Regions from separate parts of the Homo sapiens genome. Here region 2 is linked to region 1. A link is a contact called in ENCODE Hi-C or POLR2A ChIA-PET data. All regions are on one chromosome and are shown on one strand. The core of a region is the stretch at or near the end of the contact, and the rest is flanking DNA. Distances in the headings are between cores, read along the strand shown. Region 1 overlaps MOGAT1 (monoacylglycerol O-acyltransferase 1). Region 2 overlaps AP1S3 (adaptor related protein complex 1 subunit sigma 3).

Evidence for each region. A loop is a pair of places that touch in the nucleus more often than their neighbours do. ChIA-PET counts read pairs that join two places held with the same protein, here RNA polymerase II (POLR2A). Pooled maps may share reads with other maps.
Region 2: a map of chondrocyte shows a loop between it and region 1 (4-fold over the local background). The contact joins two enhancer-like sites. A Hi-C loop is called at or near these places in 2 of 168 maps with a recorded cell type or tissue (chondrocyte and esophagus muscularis mucosa) and 3 of 50 pooled maps. POLR2A ChIA-PET finds 5 or more read pairs at or near these places in 1 of 52 experiments (OCI-LY7).

What each region holds. Positions count from the first base shown.
Region 1 is chr2:222,707,509-222,712,286 of GRCh38, reverse strand. MOGAT1 (monoacylglycerol O-acyltransferase 1) reads right to left here. Exons shown (of 6, transcript NM_058165.3): 6 at 2,357-2,551. The coding sequence ends at 2,397. Among named protein-coding and RNA genes, the nearest start is that of MOGAT1, 38 kb to the right of the region's middle. RefSeq lists enhancers at 2,463-2,757, 2,704-2,893, 2,703-2,997. Within about 2 kb of position 2,871, at least 21 of the 41 ENCODE cell types and tissues checked have a DNase peak (open chromatin) inside an H3K27ac peak, as active enhancers do.
Region 2 is chr2:223,812,934-223,817,711 of GRCh38, reverse strand. All of the region lies in intron 1 of AP1S3 (adaptor related protein complex 1 subunit sigma 3), which reads left to right. Among named protein-coding and RNA genes, the nearest start is that of AP1S3, 22 kb to the left of the region's middle. Within about 2 kb of position 2,396, at least 6 of the 41 ENCODE cell types and tissues checked have a DNase peak (open chromatin) inside an H3K27ac peak, as active enhancers do.

The sequences.
Region 1 (4,778 bases), core at 1,622-4,121:
CTCACTACTAGCTGTGAGATTAAAACGCATACCTCTGTGAAATTGCAAATGATGACGTGGCATGGGCTTTTAACAAACTTCTCCAAGGGGATACAACTCATGGGTTTTAAAAAATAAGTTAAAGGTCCTGCTTTGACCAAAATTGAAGTAATTTCAAGCCCACAGGTCAGTGGACCCCTGGATTCCTCAACTAGGGTGAAGCCAAAGGGATTCTGGCCCAAAAAACTTCATGTAGAGCAATTGAGAAGTTTCAGGCTTTTTGTAGGTGACATGCCCTCCTTCTTAAGGCATTACCCAGCATGACTGTATTTTGCTGTGACTAAACCCCAATCCAGCCTCTAGCCCAGAGCTGAATATTTAAAAATTGGAAGCCTGAAGACATATTACCAATAAGTTGGGAGGCAGCTCCCTGAAGTTGCCTACGAACACCTGGAGAAGAGGAAGCACAAAAGCAAACATCTAGCAGTGGACATGGGTTGGAAACGAGACATTCTTCTTGTCGAATGACTAGTTACTTAACACTTAGTGACTAATTATCAGAAACCTCTTTCTGACTTGCTCCCTGTGAATTGGCTTACGGTATTGTTGATTACCGGTTCAGAGCAATCAGACACAGCAAATATTCTCCTTCTGCAAGTGGGTCTTACCTTAAAACAGGTCTCATCCTATGGTACAGCTTTAAAAATTCTCTGCTTAATGGAAAAGTTTGTTTGCATGTTTAGCTATAAATGCATTCATCAAACAAGTACTTACTTTTTGCCTACTAAGCGCCATAAGCTGACCTGGGCACTGAGGGGATGTCAGTAAACAGGAAGGACAAGGTCCCTGCTCATGCTGGGTCAGAGAAGAGTCCTAAACCCGGCGAACTGTGAACTGGACGTATCTCACCAGGGAGGACACTTTCTTTCTTTTTTCTTTTCTTGAGATGGATTCTCACCCTGTCGCCCAGGCTGGAGTGCAGTGGTGCAATCTCCGCTCACCGCAACCTCCGCCTCCCAGGTTTAAGCAATTCTCCTGTCTCGGCCTCCCGAGTAGCTGGGACTACAGGTGCCTGCCACCACACCTGGCTAATTTTTGTATTTTTAGTAGAGACGGGGTTTCACCATGTTGGTCAGGCTGGTCTCGAACTCCTGACCTCAGGTGATCCACCCGCCTCAGCCTCCCAAAGTGCTGAGATTACAGGCATGAGCCACCACGCCCAGCCGGCACTTTCTTTTAGAGATTATTTTATAATGAAAAGGCCATTCAGGAAGCAAATTAAAACCATTTCTCTTAGCATGAAAATTTTTTGGAATTTCCTGATATGGAATTTCCAGAATTTCTAGTCCTGAATCATGTGCAAAAGCCTGTCTTCCAAATAGATTTCCCTCTACAGCAAAGGAGCATGATTCTAAGCATGAATAGAAATGAGGAACCATTCTCCTGTCCACATGAGTTTTCGTATGACAGATTCATCCCATTTTGAAAATGGCAAAAAATCCTGCACTAGTATTTAAAAATTTGTTGTTGATATGACCAAAGGCTCAAACTATCTAAGTATTAAAAGTATCTTTATTCACTAACAAATGTCCTGTTCAAGCAGAAAAAAATATTTCCTCTAGCTGTATATGGCGAACTATTTTACACAGTGTCTCCCAAATGGGCTGGCTGTGAACAACAGTTGTCACATTTTGTGAAAACACCACCTTAAGTTATTGTGATGTTTAGTAAGAGGGTCTAATTATTATTATTATTATTATTATTATTATTATTATTTTAAGACAGAGTCTCACTCTGTCTCCCAGGTTGGAGTGCAATGGTGCGATCTCAGCTCATCGCAACCTCCACCTCCCAGGTTCAAGCGATTCTCCTTCCTCAGCCTCCCTTGTAGCCGGGATTACAGGTGCCCACCACAATGCCCAGCTAATTTTTGTATTTTTAGTAGAGTCGGGGTTTCACCATGTTGGCCAGGCTGGTCTCAAACTCCTGACCTCAAGTGACCTACCTGTCTCGGCCTCCCAAAATGCTGGGATTACAGGCGTGAGCCACTGTGCCCGGCCGGGTGTAATTACTTTTTGAAGCTTTCTTTTGTTTTTCAGAGCACATGAATAATTCTAAACTTGTTCATAACCTGTAAAATGATTTTGCCTTCATAGGCAAGGAAAATTATTAGATGTCTTATAGTCATCTCCAACCTTATCCTACAGTCATCTGTGTTTTTATTTACCACAGATACACCAACATTCATCGCCATAAATAATACTTTTCTGTTGCAAATTTGATGCCACAGGCAAAAGAAAAAAAATAAACGTCTTTAAAATATTTATTCTCACAATAGGATGGTCTCTTATCCTTCTTTATGCCTTATTACAGCCAAGTCATTTATTTTTATTTTTTAATTTTTTTTTATAGTCAAGTCATTTTAAAACAAGAGTCTCGTGCTCTGGAATGCCATACTTTCCTTTGTGTTCCTCAAACAATTTCCTAAGTTCCTCCATATAGGTCTGATGTAACTCCTCAATCTGCTCCTGGGTCGGGTTCAGAGTCTGACGAACAGGGATCGGGCGGCCAACTGCAAATCAGGGAATACATCATACGTGAGGAACTAAAACCACTCCACCACAGACCGCCGCCCCTAATGCACAGCTGTGAACACAACTGCCAATCAGAATCCCTCCAGCCTGCTCACTCCAATCCTTGTTTCCTTTCACTGGCTGCCTGCAGTGGTCACACCACTCCATCTGATAACAAATAAAGAACTTTCCTCCTCAGCAGACACTGGATTGTCGGGACCCTGGTGGTTTTGACTTTGAGTCAAATGAGCTACTGTGCTGACTGCAGCTGGGAGGTGAGTGGACATAGCTGTGTGTCCACGTCACCAGCTTCCTCCCTCTGGAACAGTTGACAGCCAGACCATAGTGCCCTGATTATTACTGACTGTGAATCCTCACGTCACGTGGCAGTCCTCTAGTCTGACTCTTCTTTTTGAGACAGAGTCTTACTCTGTCACCCAGGCTGGAGTGCAGTGGCACAGTCTCAGCTCACTGCGAACTCCGCCTCCCGAGTTCAAGCGATTCTCTTGCCTTAACCTCCCACTGAGTAGCTGGGATTACAGGCTCCCACCACCATGCCCGGCTAATTTTTTTTTTGTATTTTCAGTAGAGACGGGGTTTTGCCATGTTGGCCAGGCTGGTCTTGAACTCCTGACCTCAAGCTGGAATTACAAGGGTGAGCGACTGGCCAGGCCCAGTCTGCCTCTTTTGAGTGTCTTTCTAAACAATTAAAAAATACATATCTTCACAGCTAAGTATCTGTATTAGAGAAATACACATAAATGACGTGGATTCCATTGTTTGTAATAGCGGGTAACTGAAAAACAGCTAACGTCTCAATAGAAAAACTGTTAAATAAACCATGTAATAGTCATTCAATAGAATCCTAGGCAGAAATTTTTAAACAATGAAATAATATAAATATGTGTACACATACACAAATACACACAGATGTCTAAAATGTATTAAGTGGAAAAATAATTTGTAAAATAATACAGTATGATCCATTTTTGGAAAAAATGTTTATATTCCTAGAAGTATTATACGTTTTTAGTGCATGGAAAAAAGTCCGGAAAGAGAGAGAAACATAAAAGTTCCTTTTTGGTAAGGACGTAGGGATGGGGAAATTTCACTCTAACTGTGTTATATAAATTTTCTACAAATGAGAATGCATTTGTGTTTTTCCAAATACACTAATTAAAAACAAATCTGGCAACCTCTATACATATTTTAAAAGGTGTTTATATAACATCTCACTTGTCTCTGATTTTTAGAAAATACAAAAATTCCCATGGCTTTGGCTCTTGCACTCGCTGCGCCACCTGCTGGTCGGATGCTGCTACTGATGCCAAGGGTTGAAAATGTACAGGATGGCCGGGCGCAGTGTCTCACGCCTGTAATCCCAACACTTTGGGAGGCTGAGGCGGGTGGATCACCTGAGGTCAGGAGTTCGATACTAGCCTGACCAGCATGGCGAAACACCGTCTCTACTAAAAATACAAAAATTAGCCGGACGTGGTGGCGGGCACCTGTAATCCCAGCTACCCGGGAGGCTGAGGCAGGACAACCTCTAGAACCCAGGAGGCAGAGGTTGCAGTAAGACCGGATTGCGCCACTGCACTTTAGCCTGGGGGACAGAGCAAGACTCCGTCTCAAAACAAACAAGCAAACAAACAACAACAAAAAAAAGAAAATGTACAGGAAGTTCAATGAGGCAGCAAACTGCTGCCTCTGACCTCATTAGCTTGGGCATGAGGTCAGGTGGGCTCTAGGTAATGAATGGGACCCACAGTAGAGCGACCTTTGTCCTATCCTGAGTCATCCCATGTCACATACGAGGTTCTGATTCATGTCAGTAAGAGTAGGTGGTTAGCTAAGCAAAATATGAACAAATGTTAAGTCACAGAGAAGGAAGTGATAAATGACATCAGTATGGGAGCTGAGGGGGCACAGAGGACACACACACATACACACATCCTTACTGCAACATTAATATTCTCAAATTGCTAAGAATTTAACCACACATAGCCTTGAAAAGCTCATGTGGTTTTCTTTGATAGCTTGGATGTCACATTTATACATAGTAGACATAAGTCCTGTTTAACTCAACACAAAGAACTGGAAACAACCATCTCACTGTCAATTGTGGCTGGAAATATGGACTAGCAGAGGCCAATGTAGTGATGAGGTGGAACTGGGAGCGGGAGTTGCACAAAAAGCACAAGGCTGGGCTGGGTCTAGTCCCAG
Region 2 (4,778 bases), core at 1,147-3,646, 1.1 Mb before region 1:
AAATCAACAGCGGATACTCAGAGAAGCCAAACAGGGCATCTTTCCCCAGAGATGTGGTCCCAAACTCTTCCAAATAGTTTTCTTTTCTTTTTTTTTTTTTTTTTGAGACGGAGTCTGTCTCTGTCACCTAGGCTGGAGTGCAATGGTGCGATCTCGGCTCACTGCAACCTCCACCTCCCGGGTTCAAGCAATTCTCCTGCCTCAGCCTCCCGAGTAGTTGGGATTACAGGCATGTGCCACCATGCCTGGCTAATTTTGTATTTTTAGTAGAGACGGGGTTTCTCCATGTTGGTCAGGCTTGTCTCGAACTCCCGACCTCAGGTGATCCGCCCACCTTGGCCTCCCAAAGTTCTGGGATTATAGGCATGAGCTACCACACCCAGCCCCCAAATTGTTTTCTTTTTCCAGGACTCTAAGCAGACCATTGCTGTTAACACATCTTTCTTCAGGCAGACCCTGGAGCCAGGTTGACTTTTGGTTGTCATCCAGCCATGTCTTACTAACATTACGTTGTGGTGATGTTGACTGGACCACCTCTCATACGGAGGCCTAATTTTATTGCCTACAGGCTATTGTATTTTATTGAGACAGAGTTGTCTCGCTTTGTTGTCGAGGCTGGAGTGCAGTGGCACTAGCTCGGCTCACTGCAACCTCCGTCTCCCAGGTTCAAGTGATTCTCCTGCCTCAGCCTCCTGCGTAGCTGGGATTACAGGTATGCATCACCACACCTAGCTAATGTTTGTATTTTTAGTAAAGACAGGGTTTCAATATGGCTAGGCTGGTTTCGAACTCCTGACCTCAGGTGATCCACTCGCCTTGGCCTCCCAAAGTGCTGGGATTACAGGAATGAGCCACTGCACCTAGACTGGGCTATTTTATTTTAATTGGCAAGTTATGGGGGATTGTCTGTCATCTTTATAAGCAGTCTGTAGTATGTTGACTCTGGTGTTATGGATCTATTTAACATAGAGTCAAAAGCCTCATATTGGTAAACAGCAGTCCCACTGACACTGCACATATGTGAAAACGGCATTTGATTGCAGGGAGGATGGAGGCATGGATGCTGGGACAACCTCAGGCTTTAGTGTCAGACTGATCTTATTAGAATCTCTCCCTGCCACTTACTAGCCTTTGGGCTCAGTCATTGACATAGGTATTATGGGACCCTATCCACGGTCTCCTGTGAATACTTGCTATCTGTTCCTTGCTGTTGGTTCTCGTGATTGTTAAGGTTTGTGGCTACTCACATTTCATGCTTCTCTTAGCAAAGCTACGTGTTCATGGCCCGGAAACCTGGCTTTGCTTAAAAAGACCGTTTGATCTCTTCGTTTGTTTTTGGCAAGTGACCAGTTGAAGTAGTTTTTTTTTTTTCAGAAGCATGGGGGAGGAAGGAAGGAATAATTGCCCACTATCTGTCATAGCGGTTTATCATCAAATAAATTATATTGCATTCCTCTTTTAACCAATTAACCCAACTGGTGATAAAGTAGTACGGTAAGTCCTCACTTAACACTGTTGATATGTTCTTAGAAACTGTGTCTTTAAGCAAAATGACACGCTGTATGCCCGTGGAACTTGAAGAAAGGAACTTGACTTTCTATTTTTAAGAGGTCTTCCTTTAGTGTCCAGGCTGGAGCGCAGTGGCATGATCACGGCTCACTGCAGCCTCAGCCTCCCAGGCTCAAATGATCCTCCCACTTCAGCCTCCTGAGTAGCTGGGACCACAGGCATATGCCACCATACCCAGATAATTTTTGTATTTTTTGTACAGATGTGGTTTCACTGTGTTGCCCAGGCTGGTCTCGAACTCCTGGGCTCAAGCTGTCTTCCTCCCTTAGCCTCCCGTAGTGCTAGTATTAGAGACCTGAGCCACTGCCTGTCCCTGACTCTTGTTTCTATCAATTAGCCTGTGGCAAAATTAGTTTTGTTACATAGTATGTTGTTTTGCTTAAAGTTGCAGTTTTCAAGAATCTATTGCTGAAGTTAAGTGAGGGCTTAAAAACTGTATTATATTCTGTGGAATACAGAGTACTGTATGCATAAGAACAGTTTATATGCTTGGATTATTTGCTGTGGAATTAAAACACTTTTATATTTATTAGGAAACTAAGACTGATTACCTTAGTTTTTCAGGGTTCACAAGTTTGGTTGGCTTTACAAATCTATGCATGCATTCATTTTAGGTTGGTTAGTACCGCAGTCCTCAGGAATTTGAAGGTGGCTCGTAAACTTGGGAGGGAAAGTGATTTTTGTTTTGAGAGTTGGGTCAGACCCTAAAGAATCATTACTTAGGGCTGACTGGAATTAATTAACCTGATCTTTCTGCTTTCCTTGGATTGCATCCAAAATCAACCCTGGTTGGTTTCTGCCAGCATTAGCTCCTTCAAAGTCTGCCTCTCAAAGATGTGTCATAGACTACAGCCCATGACTAAAATTTACCAAGCAAGGAGAACTGATGACTGTGTTCTTGGTTTGATGCCAAAAAGTACTCAAAGATTTTTCCAACATGGTTTATGGCACATTGACATTTATTTTCAGAATCAGTGGTATTGTTTTGCTAACTCTGTCACCCTATTGGTAAAATCAATCGAAAGTCTAAGTCAAATACTAAATCACATTTATTTAAAATAAAGATTGGGGCCAGGTGCACTGGCTCATGCCTATAATCCCAGCACTTTGGGAGGCCAAGGCAGGAAAATTGCTTGAGCCCAGGAGTTCAAGACCAGCCTGGCAACATAGTGAGACACCCCTTTCTACAGATAAAAGAATTAGCCCGGAGTGATAGTGTGTACCTGTGGTCCCAGCTACTTGGGAGGCTAAGGCAGGAGGATCTCCTGAGCCCAGGAGGTTGAGGCTGCAGTGAGCTGTGATCGTGCCATTGTACACCAGCCTGGGTGACAGAGTAAGACCCTGTTTCAAATTAAAGAAAAATAAATAAACATTGAGTCTTAGTTCTTATTGTCAGCCTGAAATCTCCTGTATAGTCTTAGAACGCCTGTCATATTTTTTAGTTTAATGTGCAAACCTCATTTTGATTGAAGTGTAACTAAGTAGTTTCTATATTTGAAATGAGAATGTTTTGTAAATAGTGGATGTTCATGTGACCAGTGAGAATTTCGTTTGTGAAGTTTGTTAGGGTCTTTGGAAAACTAGCCCCATGTTCAAATCCCTGATTACTTTGTCCTGGAGGGCCAGGAATGGTCTAAATGTTACCTTTCAAGTACATTTGATTTCAGAATTAGGTGATGCCTGAGAAGCAGAAAGGCCAACCCCTTGTCATTTTTGCCGCTTTATTTAACTTCTTGTAGTGGACATGGTCTTTGCTGAGGCTGCCGGCTATGAACTAGATGGGGCAGAACAGAACGTGAAAGGCAGAGAACAGCCACGTCCCATTGTTAACACAGAAAACAAAGAACAGAGTGTGAGATACCTAGTGATGCCAGCCGTATCCACTGAGGCCTCTTCCCACTGTTTTTTCTCTTACTTGCTTCTTGAAGTCTTTCTCCCAGAGTCACAGAAGGTTAGGGCCACTCAGGGTTGGAAAGCTCCTGCCACTTCCATTTTCGGAAGCCACTGGTATGTTAAAAAATGAAGGTAGTGTGGAAACAAGGTTATAAATATTGGGGCACATCTGACGCTAGTTGGTGGCACATTTTAAAGGCTTGTGCTTAACAAGTTAATGAATGTGTCATTTATAAAATACTGGGTACTTTCATTTTGCCTTCTGCAGAATGTTTTAAGGATTTGTAAAGATGCATGGGTCCACTCACTGTGCATGCCAGGAGCTTAAGCTTGGAATAGGACATGTGCTTATTGATGTATAAAGGACGTCTCTGTCTTTTGGCCTCATTGGGGTTTCTCTGTGACAGCCTAAATAAGGCCATGATTCTAAGCATGGGACCCTTTGTGGATGTGAGGGCTGCCCCTCCCTTCTTACCTCTTTCACTCAAGGAACTACCTTCTATTCTGAGGATGATTTGTTTGTCTTTGCTATCCCATACACTGGTGTTCAACTTTTAGAAAATGTCTTATGAAGGGATAGAGGGGCTGTGTCAGAGTGTATTTAGCTCAGCTATGTTCTCCAAACAGGGCTATAGTTGGTAAAAATATTCAGAGTTGGGGATCTGCTGCCAGCCTGCCTGGCTTCTAAGCCCAGTTCTACCACTTATAGCTGTGTGACCTTGGGCAAATTACTTAATCTCTCTGATCCTCAGTTACCACATTTTAAAAGATGGAAAATAATTGTTATCCTCCTCATGTGTTTGTTGTGGGGATTAAATGAGGTAAAATACTTAGCATAAGACGTGACATGTAGTAAATGATATTCCAAATAATGTACAAAAGCAGTAAATTAATATTATTTGTCACGGAGAGGCTGAACACCATCTCCAGGCGTAAATTTCAAAAGGCACGTTTTGAAAGTCATAGGAAAATTGCTCACTAAGGTTTCAAAATGGCATATGTGGGCCAGGCATGGTGGCTCACTCCTGTACTCCCAGCACTTTGGGAGGCTGAGTGGGGTAGATCACTTGAGGTTAGGAGTTTGAGACCAGCCTGGCCAACATGGCAAAAACTTTTCTCTACTGAAAATACAAAAATTTTTATTGTAAAATACAAAAGCTGGGCGTGGTGGCACACGGCTATAATCCTAGCTACTTGGGAGGCTGAGGCAGGAGAATCACTGGAGTCTGGGAGGTGGAAGCTGTAGTGAGCTGAGATCATGCCACCTCACTCCAGCCTGGGCGACAGAACAGGACTCTATCTCAAATTAAAAAAAA